4 separate regions of the Homo sapiens genome follow, and all the other regions are linked to region 4. The links are chromatin contacts, found by Hi-C or POLR2A ChIA-PET in ENCODE. All regions are on one chromosome and are shown on one strand. Each heading gives the region's core, a stretch centred on a gene start or an enhancer-like site at or near the end of the contact. The rest is flanking DNA. Distances are from core to core; before and after follow the strand shown.

Region 1 (7,191 bases), core at 4,097-6,596, 1.0 Mb before region 4:
TCATACTTGAGTTAATTTGCATTTGTCAGAATATAAATGGTACATCTTTAATTAAATTCTTTTACAGTATGATATATTGGTGAATGGTATTGACTGAGTCCTTTCACATCTTAGAATGTTTCTGTGCTGTCTTCACATATGCAGTGCAGTTTGAGTTCAGAATTTTAAAATTATTTCTTTCAAACAACTCCGAGGTATTTAATGGTTTTCTGCCATTCATTGCTTCATTCATCTTTATTTTTATTTTATTCCTTTGTAGATAATCTTCTAATTTATATATGAATAGTTGTAGATTCATTATATGTAACTGAAGTATTTACCAAAATATTTTTGTCTTGGGGATCTTTTCATTGATTCATTCTCTAAAACAGAATTTTCTTTAAGAAAAGTCAACTTTGGAGACTTCTGCTCCCAGAAAAGCAGAATAAATATTTGTACTTTTCTCTATTCCTTCTGCTAAGTAAAAACGAAAACTCTAGATATTATATATGAAACAAACATAAGAAGACTCTAAAAAGTAAAGAGAAAAAGACAGACTGGTTAGACATCTCAAGACCCAAGAAGCAATAGGATGGTCAGTTCTTTTGGACTTATATATTCCAGAGTTAGAGCTAAAGAAGGTGGCAATCTGGAAACCCTAATAGGCCATGGACAATGAAAGCTCCAAGAACACCAAAAGACAAGGAAAGGGGCAGCCTCACAAGACAAAAATATTTTAGACAATAACTGCTGTACTCTAGCCAAACACCACTGAAAAACTGTGAACTCACCCCCAGTCACTCTAAAGCCAAGTTGGGAGCCTAGACTTCTACCCTTGTCAGGGTATAATGAGACACTCCAACCCCCCTGACAGGGTGTTCAGAGAAGGCCAAATAAAGAACTAGGACTTTCATCTCTGCCAGGCTGAGACCACATAGGGAGGCTGGAATTTTCCCTCTACTCAGTAGTAGCAAGGCCCCCTTCTGTGATGTCGGTGCCACATGAGGAATAGGACAAAGATTTTTTGCCCCTTCCATTCAGGGCAATTTTAAGTGGAGACCTACTGGGAAGCCAGAACTCCCACTCCTACCTAGTGATGAGTGGTTTCCTCCTCTCCAGAAGGTCTAACATAGGCCAAATGGGGAACCTAGACTTCTACTCTAACCTGCCAGTACAGGGGTGGCTGTATTGAAGCAGAGTTAGATGAAGCCAGCTAAAACAGAAGGTTTAAATAAGGTCCAGAGTCACATAACATAATACCCAAATTGTGTAAGCTTCAAAAAAAAAAAAAAAAAAAAAAATTACTCATCCAACCAAGAACTAGGAATATCTCAAATTCAATGAAAACAGACACTCAATAGATGCCAACAGAGATGCTAGAATTATATGACAAATATTTTAAAGCAGCCATAATTAAAATACTTCAAGCAATTATAAATATGCTTGAAAGAAATGAAAATATAGAAAATCTCAGCAAAGAAATGGAAAGTCTCAGCAAAGAAATAGAAGATCTAAAAAAGAATCAAATGGACATTTTAGAACTGAAAAATACAATAACCAAAAAAAAAACCACCCCAAAACAAAAAAACCCTCAACTTAATGGTGGATTTAACAGCAGAATGAAGGGAACCAAGAAAAGAATCAGTAAACTTGAAGATAGAACAAAATAAATCACCCTTAATGGACGACAGATAGAAAATAGACTAGAAAAAAAGAAATAAGCAGAGCTTTGGGGACCTGTGGGATCTAACAGCCCTGTTACTGGAGACCAGGAAAGATAGAAGAAAAAGAATAGGTGGAAAAAGTACTAGAAAAAATTTGATGAAAAGCTCACCAAATTTGTTAAGAGACATAGTTGTAGAGATTCAAGAAGTGGAGCACACCCTAAACAAAAACTTAAAGAAATTCATGCCAAAATACATCATAATACTGAAAACTAAAAACTAAAGACACAGAAAAAAATATTGAAAACAACTAAAGAAAAATAACACCTTTCCTACAGAGGAAATACAATTTGAATGCCAGTAGCTTTCTCATCAGACATCATGGAAGCTACGAGGAAACTGCACTCCAGCCTGGGTGACACAGGAGACTCCATCTCAAAAAAAAAAAAAAAAAAAAAAAAGAAGAAGAAGAAGAAGAGTTTCATATCAGTAATCTAAGATCTTTCTTACTTCAAGAACCTAGAAAAAGCAGAGCAAAATAAAACAGAAAGAGAAGGAAGGTATTAATAAAGGTAAAAGCAGAAATCAGTGAAATTCAAAGCAGAAAGCCAAGAAAGAAAATCAATGAAACAAAGGGCTGGTTTTATGAAAAGACCAATAAAATTGACAAACCTTTTCAAAGACTGACAAACTTAAAAAGGAGAAAGAACGTACTAATGTCAGAAATAAAACAGGATATTACTACAGACCTTGCAGACATCAAAAGGATAATAAAGATATACTACGAACAACTATACACACATAAATCTGACATTAAAAAAATTTTTTTTAGAGTCATTGTCTTGCCATGTTGCTCAAGCCGTCCTCAAACTCCTAGGCTTGACCAGTCCTTCTGCCTCAGCCTCTTGAGTGGCTGTGCCTGACTTAAATTTGACAACTTAGATGGAATTGGCCTCCTTTCAAAAATGCAAAATACTACAACTCACTCAATATTAAACACATAATATAAATAGCCTTACAATTATTAATAAAATTGAGGTCAAAATTTTAAAACTCCCCCAAAAGAAACCTTCAAGCCCAGATGATTGCAAGGGAACATTTTACCAATGTTAAAAAAAACAAAAAAACCCACCAATTTTACACAAACCTCTAGAAATTAAAAGAGGACAGAGCACTTCCAGTTCATTTTATGAACAGACAAGGCAGTACACAAAAGAAAGCTACAGACCATTATCCATCATGAATATAGAAGCAAAAATACTTAAAATATTAGCAAATGGAATTTGGCAATATATAAAAATAATTATATACCATGACTAAATTGGGTTTATTCCAGGGTGCAAGTTACAATGCTTGAAAACCAAATGTTATCTATGTCTTGCTCAGATTTTGATAGGAATTGTGTGAAACCCGTATATCAATTTGGAGAGAATTGGCACTTTTCATCTGTTGAGTCTTTCAATCTGTGGGACACCATGGATCCATCATATTAACAGGCTAAAGATGAACAACCATATAATCATGTCAGTCAATGAAGAAAAAGCATTTGACAAAAATGAAACACTCATTCATTATAAGACTCTCGGAAAAGTATAAACAAAGGAAAACTTTGTCAACTTGAAAAAGAGCATCTACAAAGTTCTGGAAGTTCTAGCCTCCACAACAAGGCAGTGAAAGGAAATAAAAGATATGTGAATTGGAAAGGTAGAAAATAAAATGGTCTTTGTTTACAAATGACATAATTTACTGAATACTTCTAGAACTAAAGATTGAGTTCAACAAGTTAGGGGGTGCATGTTAAACACATCAAAATCAATTGTATGTCTATATACTAGCAGTGTACATGTGGACACCAAAATTAAATATGCAGTACCATTTACATTCTCTCAAGGATAAAAATGAAATAGATGTAAACCTAACAAAACATATATAGCACTTGTATGTTACAAACTACAAATGCTGGTGAATCAAATATACTTTTAAAGTGGAGATATACTGTATTCATAAATTAGAAGATAATATAGGAAAGATGTCATGTCTCCAAATTCATATATAAGTTTCATGGAATTCCTGTCAAAATCCAAGCAAAACATAAACAAGCTTATTCTAAATGTTTTATTTAGAGGCAAAGGATCTAGTCCAGCTTAAACAATTTTGAAAATGAAGATTAGGAAAGTAGGAATTCGTCTACTTGGTTTCAAGACTTATTTTATAGCTACAGTAAACAAGATTGTATACAGAGAACAGATAGACACATAGATCAGTGAACAGAAGAGAGAACCCAGAAATAGATCCCCACAAATATACCCAATTGATTTTTGACAAAGGTGCAAAAGCAATTCAGTAGGGAGAGAGAACCTTTTTAACAAATGGTGCTGGAGAAATTGGACATCCATAGGCAATACAAAACACAAAACAAAAAACCTAACCTAAGTTTCACATCCTATACAAAAATTTACTCAAAATACATCACAAATTTTAAGTAGAAATATCTTTAGGATCTGGGTTAAGCAAAGAGATCTTAAGAGTTGACATCAGACCACAGTCTGTAAAAGGAAAAATGGTGAATTGAATTTCATCAAAATTAAGAACTTTCCTCTGTGAGATACTTTATTAAGAGATGAAAAGACAAGTTACAGAATGTAATAAGAAGAAACAAACTATTGATACCTGCAGTGACTTGTATGGATCACCAGGGAATTATGCCCAGAGAAAAAGACAATCCCAGTAGGTTACATATGATAAGATTCCTTTTATATGTACATTCTTGAAATAACAAAATTATAGAAATGGAAACTAGATGAGTGGTTGCTAGGATTTAAGGAGAAGGTGAGGACAGAAAGGAAGTGGATGTGGGTGTCAAAGGGCAACATGAAGGATCCCTGTGGTTATGGGACTGTGGTGATGGAATATATCTTTACTCTATCAATGTCAACATCCTCACTGTGAGACTGAACAATAGTTTTACAAGATGTTACCATTGAAGGAAACTGCATAATGGTTATGTCGGAGCTCTGTATTATTTCTTACAACTGCATGTGAATCTACAATCATCTCAAAATAAAAATTTCAATAATTTTAATTTCATTTAGGTATAGTTTACATACAATAAAATGCCTCCTTTTCGTGTGTACAATTTGATGAGTTTTGATAAATGTATAAATGATAAATGTGTTGGTGTGTACCCACCACCACAATCCCCCAAGCAGGCTCCCTCATGCCCTTTTGTAGGCGATCTTCCCTCATCCCAGACCTTGGCAACCTGCAATATGCCACTGTAAATTAGTTTGTGTTTTCCAGAATTTCAGTATTTACTTTTAAACCACAATATTTAGATCTCTATCAATATCAGTAATATTTTCTTCAATAACTTATAACTAGTTTTGTTCCATTTGTCTTTGTTTCTTATTTGGAAAATTCTATTTTGTTTAGATTAAAATTTGGAATCTCCATCCTCCATGTCTGTTATCTTCTTTCTCATGTTGTTTTCATTTCTTTGTTTCTTTCTTCTATGTATCAGGAGAACTTCTCATCTTTGCCCCTTAATCACTGATTTGATCTTCTGTAGAGTGATGTGTCTGTTACTCTCACCAACATGGATTCTAATGCTGCTCTGTGCTAAGTATTTCTTATAAACCACCTGTGGGCTCTGCTCCTCTCTTTGCTGCTCTGACTCTAACTTCCCGTGGCCTTTCATCATTTAGTTTCTTCTTCTGTGGATGCTATTTCATCTCTTTGCCAAAACTCCCTCTGAACCACTGAGTCACTTCCTCTATTTAAATCTTGCCTCAAAGCCTTCTTTTCCTTTTTTATTTATTTATGAATGAAACTCTCTGTGAGGAGTTTTGTGGTTCTATTTAAGGGCGCTATGTAAAGCTGAAGAGTATTATATAACCATCCATAAAATGTCTCTGACTGAAGTACAACATACAAATGGAGGCTGTACAATTCATAAACTTCTTTTATAGTCACCTATCACTTAATAAATATGAGGGGACTAACTGCATTACATTTTTTTCATGAACAAAAACCAGTCTTTGAAACAAAATTGCCTATGCTTTGGAGCCGATTCTATCTTTCATGGTCTAAAATTTATGCATTGTGACTTTGTACTGTTGGAGATCAATAATTCTTCCCTCAATTATACAAAGGGTTTTTGCTACCTTAAAAGATATTCCAGATATCTAGAAACCTTTTCTACGACCCAAACTCATTTTCTGTCAAAGCCACTTAATAACAAACAGGCACTACAACAATAACAACAAGAAAACTAGCCACAGACTTTACACTTTTAAAAGCTCTGTTAAAATGAGGATTGATCCGATTAAAGATTAAGCATATTATGCAAGAAAAAAATGTAAAAGGCTTAAACTAGGAGTCCATTCTTTGGTTTTTTCAAAGAACAGGTTTGTTATTGTTAAAGTACCAAGTACTATTTCTTCTTGGAAGGTATAAATTTTATAAAAGGAGTGGCTACATAAAATGGAGACTTTTACTATAGGATACACAGTCTGTGGAAAGTTTCATTACCTTGTAGTGCAAGCTCCCTATTGCAGTTTATTGCCAAATCTGATGCTTCACTTCAGAGAAATAGAGCTGGTTGGTGCCAATAATGGCAGAAGAATAAGTCCTTTAAGGATGGGCAGGGATTTCAGTTCAAAATGGCATCATATTCACATTTTATGAAATGTCCTTCCCTGGCTCTCTACTGAAATACTCATGAAGACATTTAAAAAGGCAAAACAGTTATGAAAACCAAAGACAGTTGTGAACCATTTAACAGCTACAGAGGAATTCTCACCAACCACAGCAGGAAAGAACCTGGACGGGGACCAAAAATTGTGGCCCCGGCATGTGTGCCTCCACTTCCGAAAAAGAGCCTCATCCATGAAAAATAAAACAGTAAAATAAATAAAAATAAATTGGGAAATGTATAAAAATGACTCTAGTTCACAAGTAGAAATGAAGAAATCCAGACAGTCTGGTTTTTTTGTTTTTGTTTTTGTCTTTTTTTAGAGGAAAGGTTGGTATAGAAATAGTTTTCTGTTTAAGTACATAGCAATATTAGAATGTATATCAATGATAGTAAAGAACTATAGAAAATCAAGTCAGTGATTTAGGAGACAAAGATGAGAAGTTCTGCCGTCCATGATGCAGAAGGTGGAGGTGAGTGCTGTATATTAGGAAAGTTTTTGATTGAACCTAGTCTACTTAGAAGGTGGAGTAAGATCATTAAGAATATAAATTAGAGTATGACTCTAGAGTTGAAAAGAGAATCTCTCCTCCTGTTAGATAATTATATGTAATATTATATATGTATTTCTAAAATCTTTTTTTTTTTTTTTTGAGACAGAGTTTCACTCTGTTGCCTGGGCTGGAGTGTAGTGGTGTGATCTTGGCTCACTGCAACCTCCGCCTCTTGGGTTCAAGCAATTCTCCTGCCTCAGCTCCCCAAGTAGCTGGGATTACAGGCACGTGCCACTATGCCCAGCTAATTTTTGTATTTTTAGTAGAGACGGGGTTTCCATGTTGGCCAGTCTAGTCTCAA
Region 2 (6,570 bases), core at 3,540-6,039, 1.3 Mb before region 4:
TGGGCTTCTTGAATCTGGATGTCTATTTCCTTCCCTGATTTTGGGAAGTTTTTAGCCATTATTTCTTCAAATAAGTACTTTATCCTTTCTCTCTCTCTCTCTCCTTCTTCTTTGTGAACTTATATAATGTGCCTATGGATCCGCTTGATGGTATTCTGTAAGTCCCTAGGCTTTATTCTCTTTTTTCATTCTTTTTTCTTTTTGCTTCCTTGATGTGATAATTTACAATGACCCATCTTTGAGTTTGCTGAATATTTCTTATGCTTGATCAAGTCTGCTATTGAATCTCTGTAGTCAATTTTCCAATTTAGGGATTGTTTTCTTCAGGTCCAAAATGTCTGGTTCTTCATTATGTGTTGTGTCTCCTTGTGGAGCTTCTCATTTTGTTTATGTATCGTTTTCCTGAGGCCATTGAACATCCTTGTGATGATTATTTTGAATTATTTGTCAGGTAATTGATATGCCTCTGCTTCTTTAGGTTTGTTTGTTATTTATTCTGGTCCTTTGATTGGGTCATGTTTTCTTTTTTTCTTTTTTTTTTTGTCTTATAACTTCTTGTTGATATCCACATGTTTCAAAAAGTATGTGACATATAATTCAGATTCACAAGATGTAAGATGCCATTAGGAATGAGGCAGTTGCTTAGTCCATATCTCTATTTCTATTTTGTAGTCTTGTCTCAGTTTTAGAGTTTATTAGTCTTTTGGTCTTACTTAGTTAAGCCGAATATGGCCATCTCATCTCCACCTTCCTGTTTCCTTTTGAATCTTCAAGCTGATGCAGTTGATTTGTGCCAAGTAAACCTACTGGCTGGCATGGGAGTGGTGCTCATGCTATTCTCTTCAACCAGGGAAGAGGAATGCTCAGTTGCATGATGTATAGAGCTGCTTCTTTAAGGTGTTTGGGGTGGAATAGAAATTAAACGTATCTAATGTAATTGGGAAGAAGAATTATAGTATTTGGGGAGGCATGCAAAGATAAATTATTTTCAGCACATTCTGTTATTGTGCATAAAAATATTTACATATTCTCCACCTTTATTTATAGAACAGGAATCCCAGAGAAACTGAAATATAATAATTACTCACACAGATAAATGAACTCTAAAATCAAACAGAATTTCTTGGCTACCCTTGATCTTTTAACTAATATAACCTGTTATAATAACTTTGGGGCGGGCATATACATACCACATATGTTATTATAAGTGGTTTTAGAGATCTGGAAATAATTATTGCTTTCTTCACCTTGTGACCTACTAGGATGACTTACTAAATTTTTTTCGTGTTGTTTTGGAGGAATGTTCCCATTTATTCTGCTGTTAACTTACTTTGGAAGGGATAACTTCCTAGTTGGTCTAAATTTTGTTGCAAACCTTACATAACACTCTCATGACCTTAATCATGGTAGATGTGCCCATGTGAGTCCAATTCTTTTGAGTAACTAATGATTGAAAGGTATGTACAGAATACTATTCAGATTGTATCTTGTTTTTTCTTGTATTTCATAGAGTTCAATAGTTGAGGTACATTTGGAGACCTTAATCTTCTAGCAGTTTATCATGGTTCCTTCTGTTGAATAAGGCTGGTCCCATTTTTTTTTTCTCTTCCTATAGTCACACATAGAATGGTGTAATGATTTTTTCATTGGCAGATTCAGGCTGAACTTCATATCCAGATTCATGGGGACTTGAGAAGGAAGAACTTAAACCATGCTCATGTCTGTGATCTTTTACCTTCTAATTATTAGTTTCCCAAGAAAAGAATTAGTCATATAGTCTTTAAGTATTGTGGCTTATCATATAGTTCTTTCTAATCATATAGTAGTAATTTATCCTTCTGGTATCTATCTTAATCTCACATGCATTTTAGATGCCTTGAGTTAGGCTTCCAGATCTGATCATCCAGTACAAGAAGTGAGTCCTATAAAGAACAAGTCCAGACCCTGGAATATGGCAGTCTCCTCAAGGTCCTGCCAGGTGCTTGTTGCCTGCTACCTTTTCCATCATTTTTTTCAGTTATAAATGTCTATACATATATCAGATAGAGCCTTCCCCTATGCTTTTTCTGATGCTGGGGTTGACTTGTTTTAATATTTGGTTACTCCATGAGAATTTCACCTGCTGCTGTGGGTCAGCAGGACCCTCCCATAAGGACTCATTTTCTGCTGAATGAGCTGAGTAGCCATTCACACTTCCCATAGTTCGCCAAGCCGAAAGATGTTTTGAGAGTCTGTATACTTTAGATTCCAACCCTCTGTACAGGAACCCAAATTTGGATGGCAAATATATTTTATTATCAGTGTATATCCTATTACTTGGTAGTAGCTATGTGGAAAGGGTACAAAGGCTGACCCTCTATGCTTCAAGGCCAACTTTTGGCCATGGTAAGAAGAATGAGAAGTATCTAATAAGAAGGACTGAGGTCCTCATTGTTCCAACTATAGGACATACCTATAAATCCTGATAGAAGTATATTCAGCATGTCACTTTAACTAATATTCATCCTTAAACTTGGGTGATCATCTGTGAGGAAGGAAGTTTGGGGAATCTATTGTTAGCATGCTTGCCTTTTTCAGTTGGTCCTTATCTTTGATTCTCTGAAACTCTCCTCTATTTTATGCTTACAGTTTTGCCACCAAGGCTTATAATGTCTCATATTTCCTGAATTACCTGGGTTGCTGTGACACATTGACATTGATTTAAAAAGTGTATTGGGTTCTAATATCCCAGATACTGTCTTAGACGCTTAACTAACTAGCATCTTGAACTAGCATTTAAGTTGCTCTTATCTGATATTCAGCCACCTACCCTCCCCAGAGCTCACTCTCCATGCTTGCTCTACCTTTGTTCAATGGCTTGGGCTTCTGCTTTTGCCTATATTCTCTGAGTTTCTCATTGAGTTAACTGTCTGGTTCCTGTCCCTCCACGCTTTGCCTTGCTATCACAATTCCTTATATGAGAATTTGGTGCTGAGTTTCTGAGCCTCATCCTCATATCTGGGATCCTGCAGCCTGTGACTCTCTATATATCTCTTGGGCCATTTAACTACTGTGAGTTTCAAGACTTTTGCTATCAAAATTTTTCATCTCCCATATGCCATACTTTATCTTGCTGACTGCTTTCTTTTCTTTTCTTTTCTTTTTTTTTTTTTTTTGAGATGGAGTCTTGCTCTGTTACCCAGGCTGGAGTACAGTGGCACAATCTCAGCTCACTGGAACCTCTGCCTCCTAGGTTCAAGCAATTCTCCTGCCTCAGCCACCTGAGTAGCCAGACTACAGGTGCGCGCCACCACCCCCAGCTAATTTTTGTATTTTTAGTAGAGACAGGGTTTCGTCATGTTGGCCAGGCTGGTCTCAAACTCCTGACCTCAGGTGATCCTCCCACCTCTGCCTCCCAAAGTGCTGGGATTACAGGCTTGAGCCACCATACCTGGCCATGACTGCTTCCTAGTACTGCACTTACTCAAATTTTCCATACTCTGGGATGAAACTCTGCTGTCACCTGGGCCTGTACTCTAATGCCACTTTAGGTCTAGTGGGCAGGCCTAATTTCAGGGCCTCCCCCAATCTCTGTCTCACTATGTATACTCTGTGTTTTCTCATTGATAAATCCAGAGATATGATGAACAGATATGCTTGGGAAACATTATTGGCAATACACTATATAAGCCAATTTAGAATATTTTTATTGTAACTATAGTTACTATTTTTTTCTAGCTTGATTCTTTGCTTGTAGGTAGTGAAATGTGGTGACAGCTTGACTAAAGCTCTGTTCTATAAATGCCTTTAGTCTGAGGTAAATGTAGGCTTTGTCAGAAATGATATTTTCATATATGGTACATAGATGGTACAGAACTGTGATTATTGTAACATGTTTGAGATACAACAAAGAGTACTTAAAAATATTTCATACGCTCAAGGAATTTTTACCTTGGGTTGTTCCTGAAAAATCAATATGGTCCCTTGTCTAGCATTTTTTGTGTAGTTTCTATAAAGTAGTAGCTGCTTTTGGTAGGCTATTCAAAATAATCTGGCTTAGCATTCTTTTGGAATTTTTACCTTGGGGTGTTGCTGAAAAATCAATATGGTCTCTTGTCTAGAATTTTTTTTGCATAGTTTCTGTGAAGCAGTAGCTGCTTTTGGCAGGCTATTCAAAATAATCTGGCTTAGCATTCTTTATAATACAGTTAGTTCAGGTTTCTTAAAACCAGTTTTTGGCCTATATTCCTCAGGAAGAAAAACTCTGTGTCATTTTACCTTGTGCCCAAGATACATGATAACTGCCTTCTTGAATAACAGCAGGCTTTCTAGGCTTTCTTCACACAAAGTTTTCTTTATGAGAAAAATAATATCCATTGACAACACGTAAAGAATAGAAAATATATGAGGCAGTTGCCCATTTCCCTCCTTGTCATTACCTCCACACCCAGTATCAGAAATGGAGTGATTGAAAATCCTACATATGTTGGATTGGAAGTAAAATTTAATTTATTTGAGGAACCTCAAGGATATATGTGAGCATTCCAATTTCCTATTATGGAATTAGCAAAACCTAGCCTGGATCTGGGGCAGGAAATCAGTATATAATGTTGCTTTCAAGGTTACTCTAGAATTACCTAATTCAAAGCAAGGGCTTATATTTAGCAATGAGCTCTCAACATGGTTTGTTCCATGTAAAAAATGTCCTGCCAATGCCAAATTGGTAGTAGGTGAAGTTGGAGACTCCAGGGCTCATCTACCATTTGTGGCATTGTTCCATCCATAGATGACACTGTTCTTAATTTGTAAGCAGAGCAGTCTGTGCCTCATTGCCATCTGGCTCAGCCCAGTTCCAGTGCCATAAGGTGAACTGAACTGTCAGTGGTAGGAAATAGTGCTCTATGTTTGTCATGATGTACTAGCACAGACCCAGAAGTCAATAACTGCTTGGCATTCCAGAAAACATTCTCATGGCGGTAAGTTAAACTTCATGGAATGTCTTTTTCCAGTGGGTGATGAAGTCATTTAGCAATGGTTACCTTTTGTGGAAGAAAATCTTGTTAAAAAGTAAGTAGCCCTGGGAAGCCTTGAAGTTTATGCTCTTGTTTTGAAGTAGACATACTACAAATTTTTTGTATTTTATTTAAGCCAGGGAAAATACTAGATGCACTGATGAAGTAACTTAAGAAGATAACATAGGAACTTCGAGTTGTACATTTTTTTCTTTTCCCACTTGATTATATGATATATTGTGTTGACATGGACTTCTGAAACCCCTATGTTTTCATCTTTAGTCAGCTTTATAATTAGGATGTCATCAAATGAGGCTAACATGCCTGGAAGCCCAGAAAGCAAAGTCCCTGGGAAGGAGTAGAAACTTCCAGGAGCAGCAGAAATTCTCAATTGACCTTCTCAATTCCCCGCCTTCACATCTGCTCCACAGTCTGCACTTCTGTATCTTATATCTCAGGGGTGGTCACATCTTCTGTGTGGAGCTGCTCTAAATAGAGAAACTAAACACTGAACCTCCATTCCCTCTCCTTTTGTGTCTCCTAGTTTGATCATGAAGTTCTTTAGTTTTGTCGTGTCATCAAATTCCTTGACCCATCATTATTTTCTCAGTCTTGTAAAAGATCTCCCTCTCCAGGAGAGGAGGTTTCTCACGATGAGCGTATGATGAAAATGTGCATTTGTGTTTGGTTTCCCTATCAGTGAATTTTGTTGTGCCAGAATTTGCACAGCTTCTAGTGAGAAGGATGTCTTTCTTCGGGAGTAATACAATCTGGTCTCCTGTGAGGCAATGCTTGGTTTTGACCTTGTCCTTTAAAAATTCTAGACACTTGCCCTTGCTGCTGTCTCCCCACATCATTTCATTCAGAAGCAATTGTTTCTTGAATTTCTTACAGGAGACAGTCCTGACTGTTTACAGCCCAATTCGCTGCGTATGATTTGAGCTCTCCCTGTGATAAAGAATCTGGTAGTGGTGTGTGTGCACGGCATGTTATCACCTGGTTTGCTTTCTGTTAGAGTGAGGCAACCAACAGAATGAGGAGAAGAGAAGGAGGAGTGATTTGCAGGGCCAGTGAAGGCCTGGGAGTCAAGACCTAAGGGCTTAGAATTCACTGAGGAGTTCCTTTCTTGTGGGACCAAGTACAGTAGTAATTATATAATAATTATAATATACTATAATATACTACTGTATATATAGAAAGTATATATGTAGAAATTGTGTGTGTGTATATATAATATGGTATATATATATATGGTATATATATGGTGTATATATATATATATATATATATATATATATATATATATATATATATGGATAGAGAGAGAGAGAGAGAGTTGCTGCTGTCTCATAGCAGCAACTATTTTATGTACTTCACACTGTGGATCTCTAGGCATAACCCGAACCTGCCTCACTCCTTTAATCACTGATTGAAGCATTCTACATTCTAACCATCCATCGTCTCTTGTTCTTTCACCTTACTTATTCAGCTACTCCCATCGTGACTACTCCTACACCTCATCAGGACTTCTGACCCACTGAGACACCTCCCCATGCCTAGCCATAATCTCCTATCTTTA
Region 3 (7,145 bases), core at 1,566-4,065, 1.2 Mb before region 4:
CTCTTTCCTTGGGGCCTCTATATTCAAGTGGGCATACTCTTTGCCCAACAGTTTCTCCTTGGATCTCCTTCTGATGGCCCTCTTGGAACACTTGTGAATGTATGGATTACAACCTTCTTGTTCTCCTATTTCCCACCCTATTCTTTGGTTAAATTCTTAGTGAGGGTTTTGGCCTTTGCATTGAAAAGCTGATTTCTGGTATAAGAGGCTTCATTATGTTTCTGCTCAATATAAAATTCTGTCTCTTTCAAGGGAGACTTTTATGTGTTATTAGGTCTGATAATACACTTTCTGTAGACTTAGCTAATGAATTATGAATAGAAAATATTAAAAATAAAACTCTTTTGTAATGACTAGGAATAAACAATAAATCCTGGAATAATGACTGAATTTAGTTGAATGTCAAATTAGAGGTAGCCTTAAAGAAATGCAAGCATTTGGCTGAAATTGTCTAGGAGGAAACCAAAGATGGAAAAGACAGTGTACCTCTGCCTTAGGAATTTATTATCTAGTGTGAACATTGGACACACACAACTCTCTAGTATGTCAGTTTTCAGTGGTGATGCAGTCAGACATTAGCATAATGTGGTCGGAACATAAGGGCAAGAACAGTTATTATGATTGATTGGCCCAAGGAAAGATTCATTGAGAAAAAGACATTTGAGGAGGGCCTTGAATGATAAATATGATTTAGGTGTGTGAGTTGTGGAAAGCAGGTTATAAGTGTGGAAATAGCATGAGGAGGCAGTATAGACATTTGAATATACATAAATGTTTCTGAGTTGTTGAAGAGTCTTGTGTAGCAGAAGAAAAAGATGAGGGGAGTGGACAGTGGAAGATAAAACTGGCAGGGTAGCTCGGGGTCAGATTCTGAGGAATATACAGTGCTGTCCTAGAACAATTGAGAATTCATTTCATAGGCAGTGGAATGCAACTAGGAGAGGATTGTAAGGAGGAGATAGCATGTTTGGGTTTATTTCAGGATGATTACTTTGATCTTGTCACAAAAGATAGATTGCAAGGGCTAGACACTGGAAGCTGAGAGAAGGGTTGGGAGACTTTACAATCAGTGGTTTAGGATATCAACAATCATCAGTTGCTGTCTATGCTGGTGGCTCTACCACCTGATGAAGAGACTCTAAACAGTCATAAATTGTTATCTATGCTGGTGGCTCTACTACCCGATTAAGAAATTTAATCAAATTTAAATCCTCTTTGGTCTTGTCTGTGACTCTGGTCCTCTTCCTTTTATGGGATATGAATGCCTTCTCCTCTGCTATTGGTTGTATCTCTTCGTATAGGGAAGGACTATTTGTATTGTGTTCAGTGTTGCTAGTGTTACTAAGTATTCCTGCTAGCTAACAATCCAGAATTGTTCTTCCCTGGAATACCTAGTCTTTCATGAAGTTGCGTTTGCTTTCTGACACCAATTCTGCTCTATTGTACCTTTTCTCTTCTTGTATGAGAAAGCAGGAGTAGAGGCAGATTCCATCAAGAACTGTTTATGCCTGCTTGGGTAGAGGAGAGCAACCACACATTGAAGCATTTGTTATACATACAATATCCTTTCAGGGCTCTTATTCTGAGACTTATAACCAAAAGCATTTATTTCAGAACCATGTAATCATATGCTATGGCAAAAGCATTAACTAAAGGTACTAAATAATTATTTGAACAGTTAAATCAAATATGAATATACTTCCCTTTGTCCACCAGTTTCAATTCACTTAGCAGGTTCTTCCTAGCCAGAATAGCCATTGTTCTGTTCTTTTTCCATTTTACTCTCATTGTGTCTTTTGAGGTGTCGCAAGGGGCTCTAGATGTTTTTCAGAGTTCACATACATTTCATCTTTGTTCTTCAGGATCCATTTACTATAGTACTACAGCTCTCCTCTTCTGGCTACAAAATCTTACTGCAGCACTTTCCCTTATTCTTGCCTTCTGTTTTACCCATTTTACCTGTTTTCTTCTCTTTTCTCTTGTCTTGTCAGGTGCCTGTGGCAGCCTTCTCCCTGCCTTCCCTCAGGCAGCAGTGTGCCATGTCTCTGCAATGCCTTGTTGCTCGGAGGCCCTCACTGAGCTCTTTTCTCAGGCCCTCTGTATTCAAGTGGGCATGCTCTTTGCCCAGCAGGTTCTCCTAGGACATCCTCCTCTTGGAACACTTGTGATTTTATGGATTACAAACTTCTTGTTCTCTTAGTTCCCACTCCACCCTTTGGTGATCCTTAGTGACGGTTTTGGCCTTTGCATTGAAAAGTTGATTTCTGGAATAAGAGGTTTAAGTACGTTTCTGCTGAATATAACGTTCTATTTATTTTCCTTAGGGATATTATGTGTCTTTTGAGGGAGAGAATTGACTTCCAGGCTGAATGCTACCAGGAATACTATCCTCTGTAAACATACTCAACCTATACTCACATATAACTTTAAAACATCTTTAAGCTGTCTTTCAAAGTTTGTAAACAGAGAAATGGCTTAGTTAAATCACAGGGAAGTATACAATCTAAAACAGACAGAAAGAGAAATAAATATATATGTTGTGCTCGGTCATAATAAACATTGACAGTTCAGGCTGAAGTGTATCCATCATTCACTCCACATACACCCATGGGCACCATAAGTGATCACTCCTATGGATGGAAGGCAGTAGAAGGCATACATCCTGTCCACAAGAAGAGACCGTTCAGTTGGAGAGACAAACATAAACATGATGACTGATTACAATGTGGTAGGATAAGTGTCACAATACAGCCATGTAAAAATAATCTTGAAGACACAGATAAGAGGGTGAATTATTCTGACCAGTACAGGAAGCTGGTCTGAGGCAAGGGTGCTGAGTCAGCCAGCCTGAGGAAGACAGTCAGAGTGAAATCAAGGAGCTTTCACAGGTCAGCATTGTACTTGACTTGCAAGCTGTGAGAGGCTCCCTTCAGCTCAATAACAGAGCCTATCAGACTCATCAAACTTGAGCTACACCATCTTGGAATGCTTTATCAAACTTTAAGGATCCCGATTTTCTAGAAAACAAAAGCATCTATGAGGTGCTAGAGAATTGTCTTGAGAGTTCATAGGTCACCATTCCCCACGTCACAGCACACTTTCCCTTAACAGTGTGACAGGAAGGCGGCAACATCTGTTTCCATGTGAGTACACTGTGATACATTGAAAGGGACAGGCGGTGGTTTAGTGCAGCCTGCGACTTGTGAGGAATTTCATATGGAGAGAATTCTACTCTGTGGTTCTGAAATTAGGAAAAAGAGGAAGTTGCTTTTATTACTGTGGCATGAGAGGCCCCTCTGCCCTCCATACCTCTGTTTCTAATTTGTAACCATTTCCTGACTGCTGTTCCTGTTGCATGCTTTTTTCATAAGTTACTCCATGGCTTACATCAGTTAATGGCTGGGGCTGCACTCTCTGAGCCTGGAGCGGAGTCCCTGCACCTGGGCTCACCCTACTAATAGATCACCCAGGGCCTGGTGATGGCCTGCGAGGACAGCTGGAATGGCTCAACTCCCCCACTCATCTGTCATGATTACCATGCGTTGGGGGTTTGCCTGGCTTGTTCCACTCATTTCCTTTGTCAGCATGACAAAGATCAAAGTGCAAGTAGGATACATAAATGATAACCTAGAACTTTGCCCAAACACATAGGCTGCAATCTGGGTGACATCTTCCATCACACTTTCCCCATAGGCATGGAAGGAAAAGGGCAAATTATGTTTTAAGTGTAGCCTTTCTTGCCCAGCCCCTTCCAGCCCCCCATCCCCACCCCCACCACCCAGCTTTGTTTCCTGAACCCATCATCGTTGTATTAATCAATTGGTTCAGGGATTTGAGATTTCCTGACATAATCACAGGATTGGAGAAATCCTGATTTCTGTTTATATGAAGCTGTGGCTGTGATTGCAGACCTTGTACCTGGCTGAGCTTGCATCTTTCGTTCCCTATTCAGAGTTTGAGATGCTTCTGGCCATTCTCCTAAAGAATGGGAGTGAATGATCTTTGCATGTCTGTTGAGCAGAAGATATTTACTTGCAGAATTAAAATAATACTGATAAAAAGTGTTCAAAATGGTAACAATAGTTTGTGGAAATATTTGGGCAGGTAATAATTACTTTTGGACTTGTGTTCCCCATTCAAAAACAAAATACCTTGCAGTGTTTCTGAGTTTACTTTTGTCATGCTGTATACGTTCTCTCTTCAAAATGAAAACTGATGCATTAAAGAAAGAATGAGTTGAATTTGAGGTATGGGTGCAAATTAGGGAACTCCTAGGAATTAACTAAGGGTTATTCTTTCAGAAAATAACATTCAGATAGTGCAAAGGGTCTTTAGTTAGGAAAATGTATATGATCTCTGGATTGATGTTGTCTTTAAGAGTTGTATCATACAGAATAGACATGGAAAATTGACCGCGAATGATGTAACCCTTGATCAATGCCATTGCACTTGCATGTTTTCTCTATCGAGATAATTTTTTTATTTTTTATAATAATATATGAGAATTTCTCCATGGATTTACAGAAATCACAGCTAATCCATGTGATTTCTTTCTAAATATAGATATTTATGTATTTATCTATATCGATATATGTCCACCCTCTACACGTAGACTGATAATCATTAACTGATAGTAAAAAGCTAAAAATGTAGACACTTTCCACACCATCTACCTCGTTTACTAAGCTGCCACATTATGTGTGTGTGTGTGTGAGTGTGTGTGTGCATGTGCACAAGCTGGGCTATGTTTCAAATGTTCTGTTTTCTTTCTCAGAAACTATTGATGTGTTTTGGAAATATTGAGGATGCCTCCAATGCGAGTATCCCCTATATCAGATAGTGGGGCAGCCCTGCCCTGGGAACTTAGACAACTCAGATCAGATCTTCCCAGTGGGCTAACCTGGCACCTAACTTCTTCGTGTTTCATGTTCCTCACCTGTAAAATGGTGATAACAATGACTATCTCAAACAAGGACTGTTAGGAGGATTAAATTAAAAAGGCTAATGTGTGAAGAAAAGTTGCTTAGTGCATTGAACTCTGACTCTGGGGTCTGCAGATCTGGATTTGAATCCTGGCTTTTCTACTTAAAAGCTGTGTAACTTAGGCAATGCATTTAATTCTTTGTGCTCAGCAATAAATGTTGTAAGGCATGTAAGTGGCATAGTGCCCGACACATTATGAGCACTCAATAAATACTTGATATTAATGTTAAATTGTAAATCTGCGCAGATGATAACTTTTTTTGATGAGCTGATAATAAGATAATGCCTAACTCTGATGGTGGATGGTTTCCCTAAATGTAACAACAGATCTGGAGAGTTTAGTGGCATGTAGATTGTCATTTTGTTCATTCATAACCTGCCAACTTGTTAGGGAATGAATCTTTTTGTAGGTTTAAGCTAAAAGTGTGATTGCATGCATTTGTCTTAAAGACAACTGGAATCATTTAGCTTGTTCATGTTTTAGAACACTTCCATGGTAAATGTGAGAGTTAAACAGCATAGTGTAGTTGTAGCTTCTCTGTACTATGTTTTATTGTGTGGGTAATTTTAATGACCAATGTCTTGAGGGTAAGAATGACTTTGGTGTTTCAGCTAAAAAGCTGACTTTTACAGAAGAGGTGTGTTGTATTTATTGATATCTACAGTCTGCATAAAAATGTTCCCTTGACTTCCCTTAGACTTGTGTTTGTCATATTCTTAATTTATGTCATATATGTCAGTTTCTCATATATTTTCCTCCTATCAACAGTTGTACTTTTGAGCCTAACAGATTTTTCCTCTTCCAGCATCTCTCCTTTCTAATCCATTTTGCAAAACTTGACAATCATTTACCTAAAGCATGACTTCTGTTTATTTCACTCCTCTGCCTAATGGTTCCTCATCCTGACCTTAATGCCTGTCCCCATCATCATACATTCATGTCACCATTCTGCATATCCTGGCCCATGAAACTGCTATTCCTTCTGCATATCCTGGCCCATGAAACTGCTATTCCTTCATAAACTATACTTTAATATATTAATGGTCACTGCTCAACAGTTTTTTCTGTAGTAAATATCTGGTGTTCTATATAGTATTTGACATATGATCTCAAAGTAGTACGGCCTGCCCTCATCCTCTTTTGACCAGTCATTTTATGAGGCAGTGTGGGTATTTATGAGCCCCCAGAGCTGGACCAGTTCCCAAAGGAAATGGAAGATCAAGAACTCTGAGAACTTCCAGGAAATGGATGGGAGGATGGTCAGCTCTCGATGGTCCAGGATGCACTCTCTGATCAATGAAACCCTTCCTCTTTGTCTTTTTTTTTTTTTCTCACTGATTAGGCCTCATGGAATTCTGAGCCTCAAGCTTGTTCTTCACAAAAGGCTGCTCTTTGGATGACTGTCCCTTCATCTAGTCTAAACTCCCTTTTCAGTCCTGGGTGTTATTCATTCCAGACCAGGAGTGTGTATGAGTGTGATGCTGGGCTGGTGGGTCCCAGGTGGCCTGATGTCTAGCGCTTGGTTGAGCTTTCACAGGCCCATGATCCTGGGTGTGATAGAACAGTATCTCTCCAACTTAAGCAGGCATCACAGTCTCCTGCGGAGCTGGTTTACACGTAGCCTGCTGGACCCCACTTCTGAGTGTCTGATTCAGTAGGTCTTGTGTGGAGCCTGACAGTGTGTATTTCTAATACTTTTTGGGGAACTCATGACAAATTCCAATATTCCAGTATTCTAACAATATTGTAAGGAAGTACAATATTGCTGAGTGGTATGATTATGAAAGTGCTCAATACCTTCATATCTCGGTGTGGCTGCTCATGTTTGAATGGTCTTGTAGGCTTTCCCCAAGTCTTTCCATTTACAACACCTAGATCAAATGCTACATCTTTAATGATGTTTTTGTGACTCCTTTAACCAGGGGATAAAACATTTGCTGTTACTCTTCTCTCTAACTTCTTAGCAATGTGTTTGCCCCTCTTATAATATTTATCACCATGTACCCTACATAAAGTATGCCTGTCTTTCTGCCAACACATAATCTCTTTGAAGGGGAGTGTATTGGTCTCATTCATCTTGCTTCTTCTAATGCTTGGTACAGTGCCTTAGATGCAATACATATTGTTTGCCCTGTGCCCAGATCCCTTGAGTCCACTTTTT
Region 4 (7,035 bases), core at 48-2,547:
CATGTGGTAGTTTTTTCAGCTTGCCCCAAGCCTGTCCCGACCAGTGCATTCATAGACAGCCTCCTTGACTGCTTCTTTTTCCCTCAAAGGAACAGTGCAGATGAAATCATCATGGATTTTAGTGTGCACAGAAAAAGAAAAATGTGAATTTTTTAACAATGCCTTTCTAAGGCTTAAAAAAAATTCTTCCCCCTCCCCTCTTTTTCATTTTCTGTCTTATTGCTTTTATCTTGCAGAAGAATCTTTAAGGGGTCCATCTGTTAAAGCGTTCCTTCCCTCTCGGTTTCTTTCCCACACATAAGCCCTCTTGGTTTCTGAAGATACACTCAGCTTATATCTGACACCTAGTGTGTTCATAGCATTACAGTCAAGCAATGCAGTTTAGGTGGAAAGAGTTAATAAATATCATTACTACAAGATAAGATCTGAGTGCAAGGGGAAGAGGGCAAGAAAATTGTGACACTAAGTTATAATTACAGTTTGCACAGGTTAACAATGCTTTCTGAATTATATATACTGTCCCCTTTTCCAAAACAACTATTTGTAAGACTTTTTCTGTTACAAGTAACCTAACACCTTTGGGGTTTCAGCTCCAGAAACATCAATTACTCCACCATTATTGTTAAAACTTTGTCAACATTGCCTAAAAAGCCTCATATTTTTTACGGGGATGGTGAAAGAGAATGGGGGAGGCAGGGGACATTTGTGTTACAATGGTTTTATAAAAAATCTTTGTGCTATAATACTTAACATCATCCACCTATTTGGAGTCACATATACAGTACCCAAAATGTTTTGCAGTTCAATTAAGTTTTACAAGAAAGTCTGAAATACAACCAAAAGTTTAATGGCTCTAAACAACTCAGGAGTCCTAATAGCAGCATTTAGATAAGTGCAACTTATCAATATTTGGATTCTCTCTGCATCTGAGTATGTGTGTGTTCCCTGAATTTACTGTTTGCGAATGTAACTCTTAAAAATAGCTTTCTCTTTGGCATATGTACTTGTATATATGTGCTGAGTGGCTTGTATAAACATATAATCTATTTGCATGCTCTAGGACTATTAAAAGCTGTATTAACCTGCCTGAATAATATAAAAAGGTACACATCACAATGCACATTGGAAATGCCAATTAGTTGTAAAATTCCTCCTAGCTTTCCTATCTTTGAATGTGTAAAGAGCTCAGAAGTAAGAGTTAAAAAGCATTACCTTTCTGGTCCCCACTCTTCCACCAGCCGGCTCTTGTATCATGTGGTAAGAGCTGTCTGAGCTCCTCTTCATGGTATTGGCACTGTGAAGTTTTATACTGTACTACTTATTTGTACACCACACATTGGTACCACTGAAACAGAGGAGGGCTGGGGCTTTGTTTGGGATTGGTTGGAATCAGCATGACATCAGCGGATGACTGGTTTTTCCAGTGTGAGACATTTCATAATTCATTATCTAATGGAAAGCCCTTCCTGGCTTCTGAGACACTACTGGGTGATGCACTGAGCCAGTGAAACCTCTGGCTAGGATTACTCTACCTTTTAGAAAAACATTGGAATCAAATAGATATGTCTCAATGAGTGTGTCCAACTTTCAACTTTTACTACTCGCACACACGTCTCGTTATATTCAGGTTCAGTTTTATGTCTTTACATAAAACATCTGTTACTTCATGAAGTTGCTTCTATTTACAAAGTATTTTATTGTTTCTTTCAGGAAAGAAAATTGGTAGTGTTCTTTATAGGGATTCTAATTTTATATTTTTAAAATAAGCTATTTCATTGAGGAAAAAAATTGGGAAAATCTGTATAATCATATGATGATGGTCTCCCCCGACCCCAACCAACTTACACTATTATTTTACATCTTGAAATTGAATGCCTGCTTCATAAATCAAGAACTTTGGAAATAGTAATTCTCTTTAAATGAACTTCATAAGTATCCTTCCCAGGTCTTTAGAATCTCATTCTAACTAACCAAACACACACACACACACACACACACACAACAACAACAACAACAAAAACCCTCATGCATCATTCTTTTTTACCAGAACTTCAACTCCTATAATTTCTAAATTGTTACAAATATAACAGCAGATTAATGAAAAGAAGTGAACACTCCTTGAAATAGGGGTAAAGCTGGTCAGGCTTTTTTTGTGGGGGAGGGGTGTTGGCAAGTCTGGTAAATAACACAGGAGGAAGGGGTCCTCTGACAAGAACGGTGAAGGGTTGTTTGAAGGACTACAGTTGAAGCATAAGCCCAGTTCTCATGACAAGTTGGATAAAATGTGCAAAATTGGGAGCTAATGAGAGCCATATGACCAGATATGTTGTTTTGTATGCAGGATTTAACATGCATAAAATAAACTTTTCACTGTGCCCACAAGCAAAATATAGAGGCTCTGGCCTCCTGATGTGTGGCTTAAGCAGGTTCCATTAGGACACCAGAAGTTTTCTGTGTAAAAGGGTCTCTCTTGGCTAGATACAGAGAAAGTGTGGGTGCTGAGCTGCATGGGGGTGGGGGGAAGGAGTATTCTAAGAACTGCATATGCAGAAATGAAGTAGGAAAAAAATCATTAGGTTGTAGAGGAAGAGAGTGAATCTGAGTGGCGAAGACAGAAATAGGATTAATGATGGTGAACTCCAAACCTGCCCCTCAGCTTAGCACTGGGTGAACTCAAACCCTTTATAAGAAAGAAACTTCTCCACCCTTTTTGCTGAGAATTAGTGGAGTCAATGACCTTCAGGGCATCTAAACTCACCCCTGACCCACACATGAACCCTAGTGTCCTGAAAACATCCCCTCCGCCTCCACACAAAGTAGTGTGTGTGTGTGTGTGTGTGTGTGTGTGTGTGTGTGTGTGTGTGTAGGTGACGTGGGGTGGGGGTGGGGGGCACAAAACAAACCCAGATCAGATCCCAGTTCCTCTGCTCACTCACCGTGTAAACTCAGGCCTCAGTGTTCCCATCTATAAAATGGGATCCATGATATGAACCTGTGGGGGTCAAGTGCAGCTGTCAGATAATAATAAGTGATACTATTTCTGAGAAGCCTGGTGGCTGTTCTTAAACATGGGTGTCACAGGAATCTGCAGCTCTCTGACCAGAGGAGCCACAACACAAGTGTGACTCTGAAACTCCGCTGGCCATCTGATGCCACCGAGTGCCCACCTGCCAGGCCAGCCTACCAGCCGTGCTGCAACCCCTCTGCAACCACCTGCACCACAGTGGCAATGCCTCCTCCCTCGGTGCAAATCAAGGTGGGGGTGGTGGAGGAAGCAGGCAGGTTAAAATAGCTTCTGTGGAATATTCTAGACTGGGAATCAGCTTTTCCCTGCGGAACTCAAGGGCCCGGGGCACAAGCTGGTCAGCCCAGTCCTGACCAGAATCTCCTTCTCCTTCCTTGGTTTGGTTTCTCTTTCACTTCCCCCTCCCCCGGAGCTTCCCCGCACCCCAGGCCCTTCGGGTCCCGGCTTCTCGGCCCTGCTACTGTACCTTGAGCAGCACCTGCTGGCAGCTTCCAGGGATCACGCCGGAACGCGGCCGCTGCTCGAGCCCAGCTCGCAGGATGCCTGGAGCCAGGGCCAAGCCGGTCTAAGCGGCAGCCTCTATTTTTACCCTGAGCACCAGCAAGGGCAACTTCTTTTAAGAGCAGCTCTTGATTTTTTCCCCCCTTTTGGCAGCTAAAGAATTCAGGGAGGGGAAAAAAATCACTGTTCAGTGAGTGCAGCTGGGAATCTCTGAACCCAGCCCTCAGTGCCAGGGAGTGAAACCACAGCAAATGTCAGGGAGCGGGACCTGCGGAGGGGCCGGCTGGCTCCCCGCGGACAGAGGCGAGCCGGGAGCGCTCGCGCACCAGCCAACTGCCCCCTTCTGAGTGCGGAGCGCGGTCCTCCAGCGACTGCACTAGCAAAGTGGCCCGCTGCCACCGCGTTATTCACCTAGTGGAGGCGGCCTGATTTACTGGCGACTTCACAAACCCAACTCCACGCTGGAGCATTTGCATGGCTCTGTTCTCGCCTCGAGGAGCAGCCACTAGCGAACCCGGTGGAGCAGCTTGCTGCGAGAAGGAGCCGGGAGGGAAACTGTGGTACCTTATTTTACTGTAATTGCAAAAGGAACGATGTGCCAGAGATTTATATTTAGAAGTTGTATGTTTCTACTTTTATGTAAATGGAGCAATTAGGGCCTGTCTTGCTGCTGCTAACTCCAATGCGTGTGCATTGCTGGGGAGCTGGTGTTTTCAATCACAATTAGTGAGCTGGTCAAAAAACAAAGTTCGTTTAAGGATAAGAGCTCAATTGTGCGAATGGGGGAGAGGCCAGCGTTCGTGTGCTGGCCCGTGGCTTACGGTGACACCTAGCTTAGGGCCACGGCCAACCCTATAGTGGTGTTTACCTGTGGCAGCAGCTGTCCCTGTTCAAAGTTGGCATAGATGAGGAAGCAAGAATGTTCACTTTTCTTCTCAAACCGTCTGTCCTTCAGCTTTCATCCACGCTATTAACTGGTCTCTTTCCTCACTACTCCTGGAGCAAGGAGACAGGACCAGAAAAGGGAGTGGGGGTTGGGGCATTTTTCAGGGCTCTATTATTTTAGCTGCTGCTCACGGATTGCTGTTATTCAGTCAAAAATACAAGCCAGGAGACGCGAACGCCCCAAGCAGGTGACTGGGATGTTGTTCTCTGATTCAGCTGAAATGACACAAGGCTGGGGGTTCAGAGGCACGGACAAGAGTGCTGACGAGTCACGGTGTTTTCTTTCCTTCCTATGAAAAAATCTGTTTCCAAAAAAGCATGATTTCTGGTTCATCCCGTCTGGGAAACCGAACATAAAACGTGACTATGGAGAGAAATCAAAAGGACTCGAGGTGTTCCCAGCAGCTGATGTGTTATTCTGGGGCTCAGGCCGGAAAACCTGGCCTTGTTGGTGAGGGGTGACTCCCTCCAGAGGCAGCTCAGAATCCAGAGAACGTGGGCAGGATCCAGAGTACTATTTGCTGCAGGGAGACTGCGAGAGTCTGTGATGAAGGGTCTCATCAAATGGTTTAAATCGAACATGGGATTGGCAAACCCTGCCTGTTTCCTGGACAGCCGCAGCCTGTACATAGCTTGGGCTGAATGTTAGGTAGAAAGATTTGGGACAAAGGAGAATCAGCGTTTCACGTTCAAAATTGAACTGGGAAGCTGTTTTGCTTTTAAGTTAAATCAATGAATGAATAGATCGAAACAGAGAGAGAGAGGAAAGCATTAAAAAGTCCCCTGAAATTCATTGAGAACAACAGGGTCAGAAATGGTTAATCTGAAACTTGACTCGTAAGCTTCACATTTCTTTCAGAACCACCAGAATATCCCACAAGGCCTTCTGCTATGTAAGAGCACTCTGTTTTTAGATTATTTGGAAATGCTGCTTTCTGAACCAAGGGAACCCAGATACTAGAACTAAAACAATTAGGGAAAAGAGAAGGAGGAAGAAAACCCAGTAAGTAACCTATTACTCTTCATTCTACAGCAGTGGTTCTCAACCGGGGCGATTTTGCTCCCCGGGGAACATCTGGCCATGTTTGAAGACATTTTGGTTGTTACAGCTGGGAGGGAGGTTCTACTGATCATTAGTGGGTAGGGCCCAGGGATGCTGCTGAATATCCTACCATGCACAGGACAGCCCCCAACAACAAGAAATTACCTGGCCTACAGTGTTCATTGTTCTGCAGTTGAGATACCCTGATTTCATATTATAATTGTAAAGTTTCACTCAACCTTCTCCCTATCCATCTCCAAGAGGCCTTGGAAACCAAAAAAAAAAAAAAATTGCAGCTCTACAAAATACTAATAATTCAAGTGATTCTGCTTCCTTTTGCATCTTATGTTTTCTGATTACTGGAGACTACAGATACAATGTTCCTCTTGGGCAACCTCGTTGTTCCAACCAACTTTCACGTATGGTCTCAATACATTTTCCTGCTGGCTTTTTGTTCTGACCTAAAGCAGAATCTTGGTGACCAGCAACAAAATGAGATGGGCTGGCCCACACCCAAGTTGTTAGGAGACAAGAGACTCATGCAAAAGAGTAAATGAATAAAGGATTGAGTTGTTCATTTTAGCAATTCAGTATCAGATAAATCCATGCAATAGAGAATTCCCTGAAGTAAAATTCACAAACGTAGGATAACCATGCCTTTCTCCTAGAGCAAACAAATATGATGTAGCTTGATTTTATTTGTTTAATACCTTAGGGGAATGACATACAATCAATATCCAAAGAGATAAAACAGTGTTTTGCTAAATCCTAATGGCTGTTGCAAGCAACATTATATTCTCCAAACTTCCTTTGTAAAAGGAAGTGGTGTGTCTATTAAAGGAAGGCCATGCCCTTCCAGGTGTTGCTCTCCTGTGAGGACTGGGGAAACTATTGTGAAGGATTCCATCTCATGGAAAATCGTAAGAGTAATCAACAAGTATTGGTGAAATGCACAAGAGGGAAGTTGCCTGGATAAAACTAGCTTAGAACTGAAATCCTGTTGTCCATACAGTGAGTGCTTACTTCCCTGGTTCATCACTTAGCTCCTGAGTAAAATGGGTCATCCAGAAAGGAAAGGGTAGGTCAGAGATCATTTTAAGATGAAGGGAGCCATGAGGGGAATGTCTTAGACACTCTGACGCCGTATCATCTCTTCCAACGTGTGAATCACTGTCTCCTCAGGTAAATGGTCATTTTGGAACCAAAGGCCTCAATCAACTTTCAAATGATTCAGAAATGCCTGGACTTCTTCCCAAGAAGTAACCATGTAGTACATGTAAAAAAAATTCAATATTGAAAGAAATACTCATTTACAACCACTATATAAAAACATATATTGAAAAAAACCCAGACTAACTCAACCTGAAGAAATATGCCCTCAACATTCTTCCTGACCAATATATATTTCAAAATTGTTTATCATGACTCAGTTCTAACCCAATCAGGAAACATCTGCTTCAACAATTTATCTTCCTATTGCCTCAGAAGATTATTGAAAAATACCCCCCAAGGAATGCGGAAC

Evidence for each region. Hi-C counts contacts between places; a loop is a spot of excess contacts on that map. ChIA-PET counts read pairs that join two places held with the same protein, here RNA polymerase II (POLR2A). Pooled maps may share reads with other maps.
Region 1: a loop to region 4 is called in a map of PC-3, with 2.8 times the contacts of the local background. The contact joins the enhancer-like site here to the promoter of INHBA in region 4. A Hi-C loop is called at or near these places in 2 of 168 maps with a recorded cell type or tissue (IMR-90 and PC-3), 1 of 37 single-sample maps with no recorded cell type and 4 of 50 pooled maps. POLR2A ChIA-PET finds 5 or more read pairs at or near these places in 1 of 52 experiments (IMR-90).
Region 2: a loop to region 4 is called in a map of ascending aorta, with 5 times the contacts of the local background. The contact joins the enhancer-like site here to the promoter of INHBA in region 4. A Hi-C loop is called at or near these places in 3 of 168 maps with a recorded cell type or tissue (MCF 10A, PC-9 and ascending aorta) and 9 of 50 pooled maps.
Region 3: a loop to region 4 is called in a pooled map, with 2.8 times the contacts of the local background. The contact joins the enhancer-like site here to the promoter of INHBA in region 4. A Hi-C loop is called at or near these places in 2 of 50 pooled maps.

The regions. Positions count from the first base shown.
Region 1 is chr7:40,668,090-40,675,280 of GRCh38, forward strand. The region is part of intron 12 of SUGCT (succinyl-CoA:glutarate-CoA transferase); the gene reads left to right. Among named protein-coding and RNA genes, the nearest start is that of SUGCT-AS1, 120 kb to the left of the region's middle. Within about 2 kb of position 5,347, at least 2 of the 41 ENCODE cell types and tissues checked have a DNase peak (open chromatin) inside an H3K27ac peak, as active enhancers do; they include PC-3, where a contact is called at or near this core.
Region 2 is chr7:40,432,807-40,439,376 of GRCh38, forward strand. All of the region lies in intron 9 of SUGCT (succinyl-CoA:glutarate-CoA transferase), which reads left to right. Among named protein-coding and RNA genes, the nearest start is that of SUGCT-AS1, 110 kb to the right of the region's middle. Within about 2 kb of position 4,790, at least 6 of the 41 ENCODE cell types and tissues checked have a DNase peak (open chromatin) inside an H3K27ac peak, as active enhancers do; they include PC-9 and ascending aorta, where a contact is called at or near this core.
Region 3 is chr7:40,549,001-40,556,145 of GRCh38, forward strand. The region is part of intron 12 of SUGCT (succinyl-CoA:glutarate-CoA transferase); the gene reads left to right. Among named protein-coding and RNA genes, the nearest start is that of SUGCT-AS1, 5.6 kb to the left of the region's middle. RefSeq lists an enhancer at 2,610-2,904. Within about 2 kb of position 2,816, at least 3 of the 41 ENCODE cell types and tissues checked have a DNase peak (open chromatin) inside an H3K27ac peak, as active enhancers do.
Region 4 is chr7:41,701,793-41,708,827 of GRCh38, forward strand. INHBA (inhibin subunit beta A) reads right to left here and starts at 1,298. Exons shown (of 3, transcript NM_002192.4): 1 at 1,213-1,298. The region is part of intron 1 of INHBA-AS1 (INHBA antisense RNA 1); the gene reads left to right. RefSeq lists an enhancer at 3,339-3,428.